Regions from separate parts of the Mus musculus genome. Here region 2 is linked to region 1. Evidence: chromatin loops called from intact Hi-C (ENCODE). Cell type or tissue: left cerebral cortex. All regions are shown on one strand.

Evidence for each region. Hi-C counts contacts between places; a loop is a spot of excess contacts. Peaks named below come from ENCODE experiments on the same cell type or tissue, not always from the same donor. Only the 100,000 strongest peaks of a DNase experiment are listed, where the experiment ranks them.
Region 2: a loop joins it to region 1, with 2.0 times the contacts of the local background. A loop is called at or near these places in 5 of 42 quality-filtered maps.

What each region holds. Positions count from the first base shown.
Region 1 is chr2:170,128,451-170,133,450 of GRCm38, reverse strand. Zfp217 (zinc finger protein 217) reads left to right here and starts at 2,231. Exons shown (of 6, transcript NM_001033299.3): 1 at 2,231-2,403. In left cerebral cortex, a CTCF peak has its summit at 2,351; DNase peaks (open chromatin) are centred at 48, 2,028, 2,145 and 3,271; H3K4me3 peaks cover 2,451 bases; H3K27ac peaks cover 848 bases.
Region 2 is chr2:170,263,561-170,268,560 of GRCm38, reverse strand. No RefSeq gene overlaps it. Among named protein-coding and RNA genes, the nearest start is that of Gm34542, 53 kb to the left of the region's middle. In left cerebral cortex, a CTCF peak has its summit at 2,021 (motif pointing right); a DNase peak (open chromatin) is centred at 240.

The sequences.
Region 1 (5,000 bases):
AAGGCAGGAATTCCGATCTCTCCATGTCCCTTGGAAAACACGGTATGTGTTTGCAAGCTCAGCCGTCACTGGCAGAATTTTGCAACGATTTCCCAGTTTTGTTGGCACGTCTCCAGGAGGGAAGGTTCTTTGTAATTCTTTGCTCAGACATCAGGATCTCATACAAACCTCTTAGCAGATAGATCAGGGAAGGCAAATCCCTTTCAATTTTAAGAGCTACAACATAGTAAGTCCCCCTCCCCCTTATTTGTGGTGGTGGGAGGAGAGGGATGAGAAACAGTAACAGACCATCTGATGCCAAAATGGCTTAACAGAGTATGGCTTTGTGAGGGCATGGAGAACCGCCCCCCCCCTCCCTTTCTTCCTTTACTCTGAAAATAACTCAGTAGCTACAAGGTCTGAGAGCCCGAGTCTCATTGTTCTTAGCCAAATGATTGTTTGTCAAAATATTTGATTGTTTCCCTGTTGCTGCTGAGACGTTTGGACTTTCCTTTCTGTCCCATCTCCACACTAGGGTTTTTAACTATCAGCTATTGTGTTTACAGTATTCAAGGCTTCAGAGTGCAAAGGTTATCCATTAACATGGGGACTGAAGCTCAACCTCTATCCACTTTACTTGGTCATAGTTTTCTTTGTTTTATAGCAAAGCTCCCCTCCCTCGTTTTTTTTTTTTTTTTTTAATTTGGGGGGGTCAAAGTTAAATGAAGTCTTCTGCTTATGAATGCTTGCTGAGCTGTTGCGTTTTGATCGTGAATATTTATAAGGCTTTAACCTTATAAATATTATAGTTTATGATATTTATAGGGTAAATATAATACTTTAGAGAAAGATATTAATCTGTGGTGAGAAAAGGAACCCTAGTACTAAAAATGATCAATATCTTCTGGGCTTGGATGAGAATCAGGGCTGGCTTAAGGATCTACTTCCAGCGATGCTAATTAATTGTGAGTAAGTAATTGATTCACTTCCTTTGAAAAAAAAGACTAACGAGACCATATGTGGGTTGGTAGTTCTATGTAAAATGACAGCAAAAACATTCTACAAGGCAGGTTCTTGCCCCTTGCTAAGCTGTCTTCTTGAATTCTTCTTCCTATTTATTAAGGACTGCGTTGCTTACCAGTTCCGGTCGGTTCTTTTTTGTCCCGTTCCCCCCCAACCCCCACGCTTCTTTTTGATTTAGGAAATGGGTATGTATGCTTTTCTTGATGTTTTCCCACTTTTTGATACACCGAGGGCCAGCTTGAAAAAGAAACAAACAAGTTGACTGTTCGGTGTTAAGCAATAAATCTATTTTACATTTGAGTTCATTTGCATTTTGGAGCAGAAAAATTATTGGATGTGATTGTGGCCGCCATAGTTCCTCCCTGGGGCTTGCTTAAAACGGGACATCAGTCCCAGGCCTTTGGAGTCAAACCTTTTCCTGTCTTATCTTCTTTCATCTTTAATACGAGTCAGGAACAAAACAGAAGGGAAACGCTTTAAGTGAGATGGGCATAAAGAAGTGTGTGGTTTTTGTTTTTGAGCACACTTTTAAGCCTAGTTTCACTCAAATGAATTTCTCTGCAAACTAAGATTTATTAGGTACCAAGTCCAAATTCAGATATGAAACTATAATAGAAACACAAGCCCAGGGTGTTAAGGAAGAAATAAAAAGGCTTTTTGAAGATAACAATTTAAGAGAAAATTTATTCTTTTTAGGTCTCGGACCTTCCTCACATTGACTCTCTGAAAGTGTTAACCTTCACAACACCTCAGAACACCGCTATCCTGTGAGCTCCCGAAGCCAGTGGCAAGGTTGGTTTATTTTTAAATTTTTATTATTATTATTGTTGTTGTTCGTGATTCTGGGCGACCGGGGAGTTGGGCAACCGGCCCCTCCCCTCCTCTTCCCTCCCCTCCCGGGGCGCACCTTGCAAGGGAGGGGGAGGCGGCGAGGGAGGACTGGCTGTGCGCCTGCGTGCTGCGTTTGCAGCCCCCCCCTCCATCCCCAGAATACCTGTCACTGGAACCGCCCGGGCGCGAGCGCGCCACGTTAGGCCGGATGGCGGGACACGGCGCGGGGCGCGCGTGCGCGGGAGCCCACGGGGTGGGAGTGGGGTGCGCGCGCCGCTCCGCGGGGCTCGCGCCTCGGGGGGTCCGAGGGGGGCGTGGCCCGCAGCGGTGGGCGGGTCGGGGACGCGCTTGCGCACACGCGCGGTCACAGAGGGGGCGTGGCCGGGGGCGGGGCGTCAGGCGGCGCGGCCGGGGGGGAGGGCGCAACAGCTGCTGCGAGCACTTTCTGCCCCAACAGTCCCCCCGCCGGACGCCGGCCGCCCGCCCGCCCGCGCAGGGACCCCGCGCCTGCACTGTCCCCGCGCGGACGAGTAGGGGGCGCCCGCGCCGCTCCCTCGCCCCGCGCCGGAGGTGAGCCCGGCCCCCCGGAGCCTCTGTGGGGGTGGGGGTCCCGGCGCCCGCGGCCGTGGGAGGCGGGCATGGCGCGGCCCCGTCCCGGTCCCCGCGCCGTCGGGGCTAGCGGCAGACGCACAAAGGCCGCGCCGCCTCTGCCGCTCCTTCAGCCCCGCGGCTGGGCGGTGCAGCCGGACGGCCGCAGGTAAAGGGGCGCCGGGGCCGCGTCCCCACGGCTGCGGCCGCGCGTGGGGCTGGGAGGGACGGCCGAGACAATGGCCTGCCCGGCGCGGCGTGGCCGTCGGGGGTCCGGGCCCCTGCGGGAGCTGCGTCCTGCCAACCAAGGAAGGTGTTCGGTTTCACTCCCAAACTTAGAACGTCCCGCAAACTCCCGTGGGAAGTTCGTGCGGGTTGGCGGGAGGCGGCACCGCACATCCGAGGGCGCCGCCCCGTGCGCCTCAGTTTAGCCTCAACGCGAGCGGGCGCGCAGTGAAGGGCGCCCCCGCCTCAGACCCTCGGCGCACGGGAAGCGCATTCTTGGGCGGGGAGGGTGGGGGTGGGGACAGCGGGCGGGGATTTTTCCCGAAAGGTTTGCTTCCTGAAGTGAGCCGAAGTCCCGGGGGCCCACTTCTGGGACCCCCAGTGGGGGCCGGTCCGCACTCACACAGTAGTAGAAACTTTTAAACTTTTTATTGTTTGGGTCGGGGGCTCGGGGTGGTCGTTCCCAACCTTAAGGGCTGTGTCCTGTGAGCCTTAGTTTCTTTCTCTGAGAAACAGGCATTCCTGAGCATGCGTTGATTAAGGGGCACCAGCTTGGGGTCCAGGGCTGTAGGGCACCATGTGTACCCCAGGATCCCGTGGCCAGTTTCCTGGTTTGGGATGGGTTGGAGCCATTAAGTTGTATGTTTTAAGAGGCCTAGGTCTGATTTAGTTCAGGTTGATTCAATTATGTCTTCATCCCTTTTGAGGTGGTTGAATAACTTGACATGAGATTAAGGCCAACAAAAGAGGAGGCAGGGTAGCCACAGCTGCTGGCCATGCCTGGCAACTAGGTAGGGGCCTCAGGGGGCCTTTCACCTCTCTTTGTAAGAGAAAAACGTCCACAGCCTTCTTGACTACTTTTCCCAGAGTAAATCGACCACCTTGGTACCAAATTGGATATCAGATGTTAAGTTTTTGTTTCGAGAAGGATTAGTAACAGGTCTAGTTTCAAAAAAAAAATTTTTTTTTTTTTTTTGTAGTGACAAGTGCAGAGAACTAACCTTACTGCTTTCTGTCTGGGGAGTGTATCTATCAGACCACTAGTTGGTGCTTAGTTACTGTGCTGAGAACTTTTAAGGTGTGTCCTTACTGGTAGATGACTTTTCCCCCTCCTGCTGGAGAAGTCGTATTTATTTTAGATACTGTTTTTTCAAACCTGTGGAGCCTGGTGGTATATTTAGGCTATCTGGTTATTTTGGTTTTAATTTTGAATCCTGATTTGATTGAGTCCCTCCACCATGCTGCCAGCTTTCCAGTTATGTAAGTATAAAATCCAAGAGGCAGTGACCTCTGAAGACTGAGTTGTGGATAGTTAGCATTAGTCATCCCTGGGAACTTCCATATTTTGGCTCTTTAGACTGCACCTTGGTCTGTGTGCAGGAGGAGGAAGCAGGGGGAAGACCTGACTGGAGGAAGGCCACGTTTCTTTACTCCTTTCATCCTCACTCCATCTCCACACTTTGCAGTGTGATTTCCTTTAGTGGGATAACTGGCAGATTGAAAAGATCGACACTCCCTGATTGTCTTGGCTTCGCATTATCCCCTTTCACTTCTTACTTTAAAAAAGGAACTAAGATACCACTTAGAAAAGTTTTCCCTTTATGCTGAAGAATCTATTTTAATAATAGCTCTCTCTCTTTTTCTCCCCTCCCAGGTGGTAGGGGAGGGAGAGGGGGAGAGAAAGTTCTGACTCTGGCTTCTTCACGGGGGAGGGATTTGCATTTTCTTTGTTAGCCTCCATTTTTGGCAGAGAAACTTGGGGTGGATAGGAGCCCCTAATCCTTTCCAGTGGGCTTGTTTTGGAGGAAATCTGAAAATAAGACATAATCATCAAGTCTCTTATAAACTGATGAAATAATTGAGGCCTACAGTGGCCCTCGTGACTCAGGCTCTGTCTCCTGGCAGATAAGTGCTAATCACTTTTCTCCCTCAACATCACTTGAGTAGGAAATGCTGTTTTGCCACAGCAGGGCTGCCATCCCCCACCCAGGAGCCCTCTTCATTCGGAGCTGCCTGATTAGAGCTGGGGTTCCAGATGAGCTCCTTTTTCACCTTATCAAATGGCAGGCTTTTCCTCACTCGTTCCAAACATGATATTGGTTGACAAGAACTTTGGAGTAGTTTTAATGACCCTTGACTGCCTAAAACACAGGACGTCATAAAATATCTGCTGTGTGACTGCTGTGAACACAGATGACTGGGGCCTTCAAGTACTGCATAGGAAGCTGGGTTTCCAGGCGGCTAGAAAAGCATTATTCTTCGATTATTCAGTCTCATGTATGCTGTGTGGCCTGCATTTTGGATTTTTGAGGTCACTAGCTATAATTTGTTTTAAATGGCTGGATCCTGATTCC
Region 2 (5,000 bases), 140 kb before region 1:
AACAAAACCCCAATGGACTCAGCAACCAACTTGCAACCTCCTAGGCTATGCCAGTATTTTGTCCAGAAGGAAGGAAGTCCTTGTAGCCCAAGAGAAAGAGATGGGAGATTCTCTGGCAAGTCAGCAGGCAGAAGGTTGATATCGGCTGCTGGCTTTTGTAATTTCCAACTGTAGAAACCGGCAGGCAGTCGGGGCAGATCTCCCGGGTCCTATTAGGTATAAGAGTGTTATTTCCACTCCAAAACCAGGCTGCCTCTGGGTGAGTGGGTGGACACGGGAATGTTGGCCCCTCCCTGACAACAGAAAGGATTCCGCTGGGATCCTGTTCCCAGACTGTAAACACTGAAGCGCCTCTCCAAACACATAATAAAAATCAAGACCCTGCCCCCATTCTTTTTTTTCCTGTGCTATGCATGATTCAAATTTAAATCCTGATAAATATCAGCGTGGAGCCTCCAACTTCATAAACACTGGAATTTTCCAGAATGCACACAAAAGCTTCTGGTGAGAAGATAGCATCCTGGGAGACGTTTTTACAACTTCTACAGTGTATGTGTTCCCTGTCGCAATTTTTTTTTTTGTGTGTTGTTGTTTTGTTTTGAGACAGGGTCTCCTGTAGCCCTGGCTGGCCTTGGACTTACTAGAAAGCTGGGGGTGGACTTGAACTTCTGATCCTCCTGCTTCTGCCTCCCAAACGCTGGCAGGACAGTGGAGCCCACTACTCCTACAAGGTTCTGTTGACTGAGCTCAGGGCCTCCGCCTGCTAGGTGAGCATTCTAACAGCTGACTCCCAGCCCCTGCAACAAGGTTCAGAAGTAAAACAACTAAAACTAAAAACCTCCTAAGGGGCAATGACAATAACTAATGTCACCTCCCTGCCCCCCCCCCAAAAAAAGCCTGTCTCTACAAGTAGAAAGAACAAACTTGGTATCTCTAAGTGCAAACAGCAAGGAGAAGCTTAATAAATTACAAATCTAATCAGAATCAAAGCACATTTACTCCTAGAGGCAAAAGCAGAAATTTTCCCTCAACTGCCTTACATCAAAAAGGCCAATTTTCTCCTGCTCACTTAGGAAGGAACCCGTCCTGGAAGTCTCTCTTCAGACAGGAGTCATTAAGCCGCTGCCTCTGACACCGGATTAGGTCATTTGTTTCTGGACTGCTTTTCCGCCCTTCGCTTACAACTGGGCTCCACAATTTGTTCCAACGTTTTCTGGCTTTTCCGATGTGTTCAGACAAAGACCAGGAGCTTAAATCTCCCCGATTTAACTGGTTGGAGTGTTAGCAAGAGGGAACGGAGTCACAGAATTGAGACTATATTCGGTGCGTTTCATTGGGACATAATTTCTGTCTCCACGAGGGAACAGTTGTGTTGGTTCTAGGAACCACTGAACTGTAAATAAGCCCTACCTTACCCCTCTGTTTTTTCAACACCGGGAACGCAAGAGATTGGCAATAAACCAGGTGAGCAAAACTTACCTCTCAGAACGATCTAAAAAAATGAAAAAGGATCCCTTTTACCATAACATTGCTCTCTCTGTGTTAGCCAACAAATGAAAAGGAAGCGGGGAGGACGAGGAGGAGGGGGAGGGGGAGAGAAGTAAGGCTTTGATTCTAAAAGAAATCACTCAAGTGTGCCTCTTAGTCAAATAATTGAAGAACGAGCTTAAATAACACCCCAACTCCCTGGCATTTTGGAGTCTCACATACATCATTAATTGGTCTGGCATCATTAATCGTCTTTAAGATTGGCGACAACCAGGACGGAAGAGATCAAATAACCGAAGACAGATCACGCACCTAGCGCAAGGTGTGGCCAAACCGGTCTTGGCGTTCCTTTCTGTTTACAATACGCCTCGGGAAGTGGGCTTCTCAGTTCCTCCGGATCTGGGACTGTATCCATAGACAACTCACAGGCTTACAAATAAATATGTCTGGGTTGGTTTTTTTCTCTCTCAAGATTTATTTATTTTTATTTTATGTGTATGAGTGTCTGCCTAAATGGCTGTACATCATGTGGTGCAGTGCCTTGGGAGGCCAGAAGAGGGCGTCAGATCCTCTGGAACTAAAATTACATGGGTAGTCAGGAGGGGCAGTGTGGGTAGGGTATTGGGATCAGAAGTTGAGTCCTCTCCAGGAGCAGCCAGTGCTCTTAACCACTGAGCCATCTTTCTAGCCCCATTTTTTAAAATATTTATTTATTTATTTATTTATTTATTTATTTATTTATTTATTTAATGTATGTAAGTACACTGCCGATCTCTTCAGACACACCAGAAGAGGGCATCAGATCTCATTACAGATGGTTGTGAGCCACCATGTGGTTGCTGGAAATTGAACTCAGGACCTCTGGAAGAGCAGTCAGTGCTCTTAACCGCTGAGCCATCTCTCCAGATGTTACCCATTTTTATGAATTCCCTTCTAGAATTATTTTGAAGGAACTGTAAACGGCCTCAATGACTTTCAGTCACGGCTGAGGTTAGCAGTAAGGCTGTGTACACCCCTCGGGACATTAACAGTGTAGGAGCCATTGGCTTACCAGTCTCCATTCCCATGGGAAACTACTTCCTAAATTTGAGAGCTAGATATGAACTCCGGACCTTCGGAAGAGCAGTCGGGTGCTCTTACCCACTGAACCATCTCACCAGCCCTGATGGGACTTTTAAAGAGGTGGTCATGGTTAAGAGGTCTTCAAGTTGCTGGGGGCGTGTCCAAGGCTGGCAACAGAGCCAGCCAACCACAGACTGGAATCTCTGAAACTAAATGAGCCCAAGCAAACCTTTCTGCTTTATAAAGCCATTGTCTCCAGTATTTGTAATAGTAACAGAAAGCTGACCAGTGAGTTTTTTCCTGTGTGATGCTGACAGATCTCGCACACACTAGGTTAGTAACCTAGCACTGAGCTACAACTCAAGTGTAGAGCGCTTCTACATTCTTACTCCATCTGTGGCGCTGGAGGGGTCACTTCCTCCCGCAAGGGGCATTTGGAAACATCCAGAGACCTTTTAATCTGTTATGAGGAGAGAGGGGGGTTGTTCTACCTTCTCTCCTTCACGGGGCCACACTCAACCTCACCAAAGTGTTCTGCCTCCCAGAACAGCCATGCCTAGGGTGATCCTGTGAATGCCTTAGGAGAAAGTTAGGTGATCCTGTGGGGCTGGCCCTCCTTTGACCTTTGAACCAAGATGACTCCTGCATGTCCCCCAGCTTGGCCAGCAAGAGTCTCTTCCCCAGGACTCTACTAGAGATGCTTAGGAAAGATGTCAGTTTCTCTGAGATCAATGGTTGCCCAGACTGGCAAAGGTAAGGGAGAAGCAAGAGAAATTAAAAGGCCCAGGGTCAGGGAAACACAGGACTCTTTGTTGGTGTTTTTATTTCATTTTTGATTGACATGTAAGTACAGTTACTTATGAGCCATGATGTGATGTTCCCACAAGGGTGAATCAGGCCCCAAGTCCTAGGCTTTTGAGACAAGTGTGCCTGTAAATCCCATCTCTGGAGGAAGATTTGTCTTATGGGTTTTATATAAGCTGATCTGAACTGGCCTTCTGCAGTTTTTCAAGCAAGGGTCTTGACTAGTGCAGAAACTAATCAGTGAATATTGCTCTTATGAGAATGCTAAGGCCGGTGAGACGGCTTGGCAAGCAAAAGCACTCACTGCTGAGCTGGGGAACTAAGTTCAGTTCCCAGCAGCAGAAGAAGACAACCCACCAAGTTGCTCTCAGAGTTCCACACTCATACCATAGCAAGCATACACACACACACATACACACACACACATACCCCACAGCATGCACACACACACCACATCGTGCACACACACATCCTACATACCACACACACACACACACACACACACACATGTACGTACACACACACACACACATACACACACATGAATAAATGAATGTAATGAGTTGTAGTGTAGCTCATTGATAAAAATGAAAAACACTAAGGCTAGACATGACGTAGCTAGTTCAGCAGTCAAGAGCACCAGCTGCTCTTCTGGTAGACAAGAGGTTCCATTCCCAGTGCCCACATAGCAACTCACAACCATCTGCAATTCCTGTCCCAGGGGCTCCCACATCCTCTTCTGGTCTCTGGGACATAAAGAACATATCTGGCACATAGACATACATGAAGACAAAACAGACATGCCTATCAAAAAACAAACTAAAGTTAAATAAATATATTTTTAAGCAGCAGAAGGGAGGAAGGAAGGAAGGAAGGAAGGAAGGAAGGAAGGAAGGAAGGAAGGAAGGAAGGGAGGGAGGGAGGGAGGGAGGGAGAGAGAAGAAAGAAAGAAAGAAAGAAAGAAAGAAAGAAAGAAAGAAAGAAAGAGAAATAGGAAGAGAGAAAGAAAGGAAGGAAGAAGAAAGAAAGAGAGAAAGAAAGAAAGAGAGAGAGAGAGAGAGAAGGAAAGGAAGAAAGAAAGATAGAAAGGAAGAGAGGAAGGAAGGAAGGAAGGAAGGAAGGAAGGAAGGAAGGAAGGAAGGAAGGATTATATAGGTGCCTCAGTGTTTTCCAAAGGAATAGAGGCTGTAGCCATCAGCTACTGGTCGCTACTATGACCTACATAAAAAGCCAGGCCACTGCTCTTTTGTAATCCCAGCACTCAGGATCCTTGGAGCTCACTGGCAGCCAGCCTGGCTGCGTTGATAACCAACAGTATCATGAATCCCATTTTACTGATGGGCTCAGCGGCCCAGCTGCTGGTCACACATGTTTCTCCTATGTGTTCTTCAGGGGAGGTCTGGTGTGCGTGGGGGGAGGGGGAGTGCCTCTGTGCAGATGGAGGTCAGAGAAAGATGTCAAGTGTTTTTTCCTTGATCTGTCCTCAGGGGCCGGAGTCCCTTCTGCAGGGCCTCTCCTGAACCTGGAGCATGTTTGTCCACTAGGCTTGTGACTGCAAGACCCAGTGATCCTGTCTCTGTCCTCCTCCTCCAGTGCCAGGGTTTAGGTCCACACCTGGCTTTTTCACATGGGTGCAGAGGTTCACA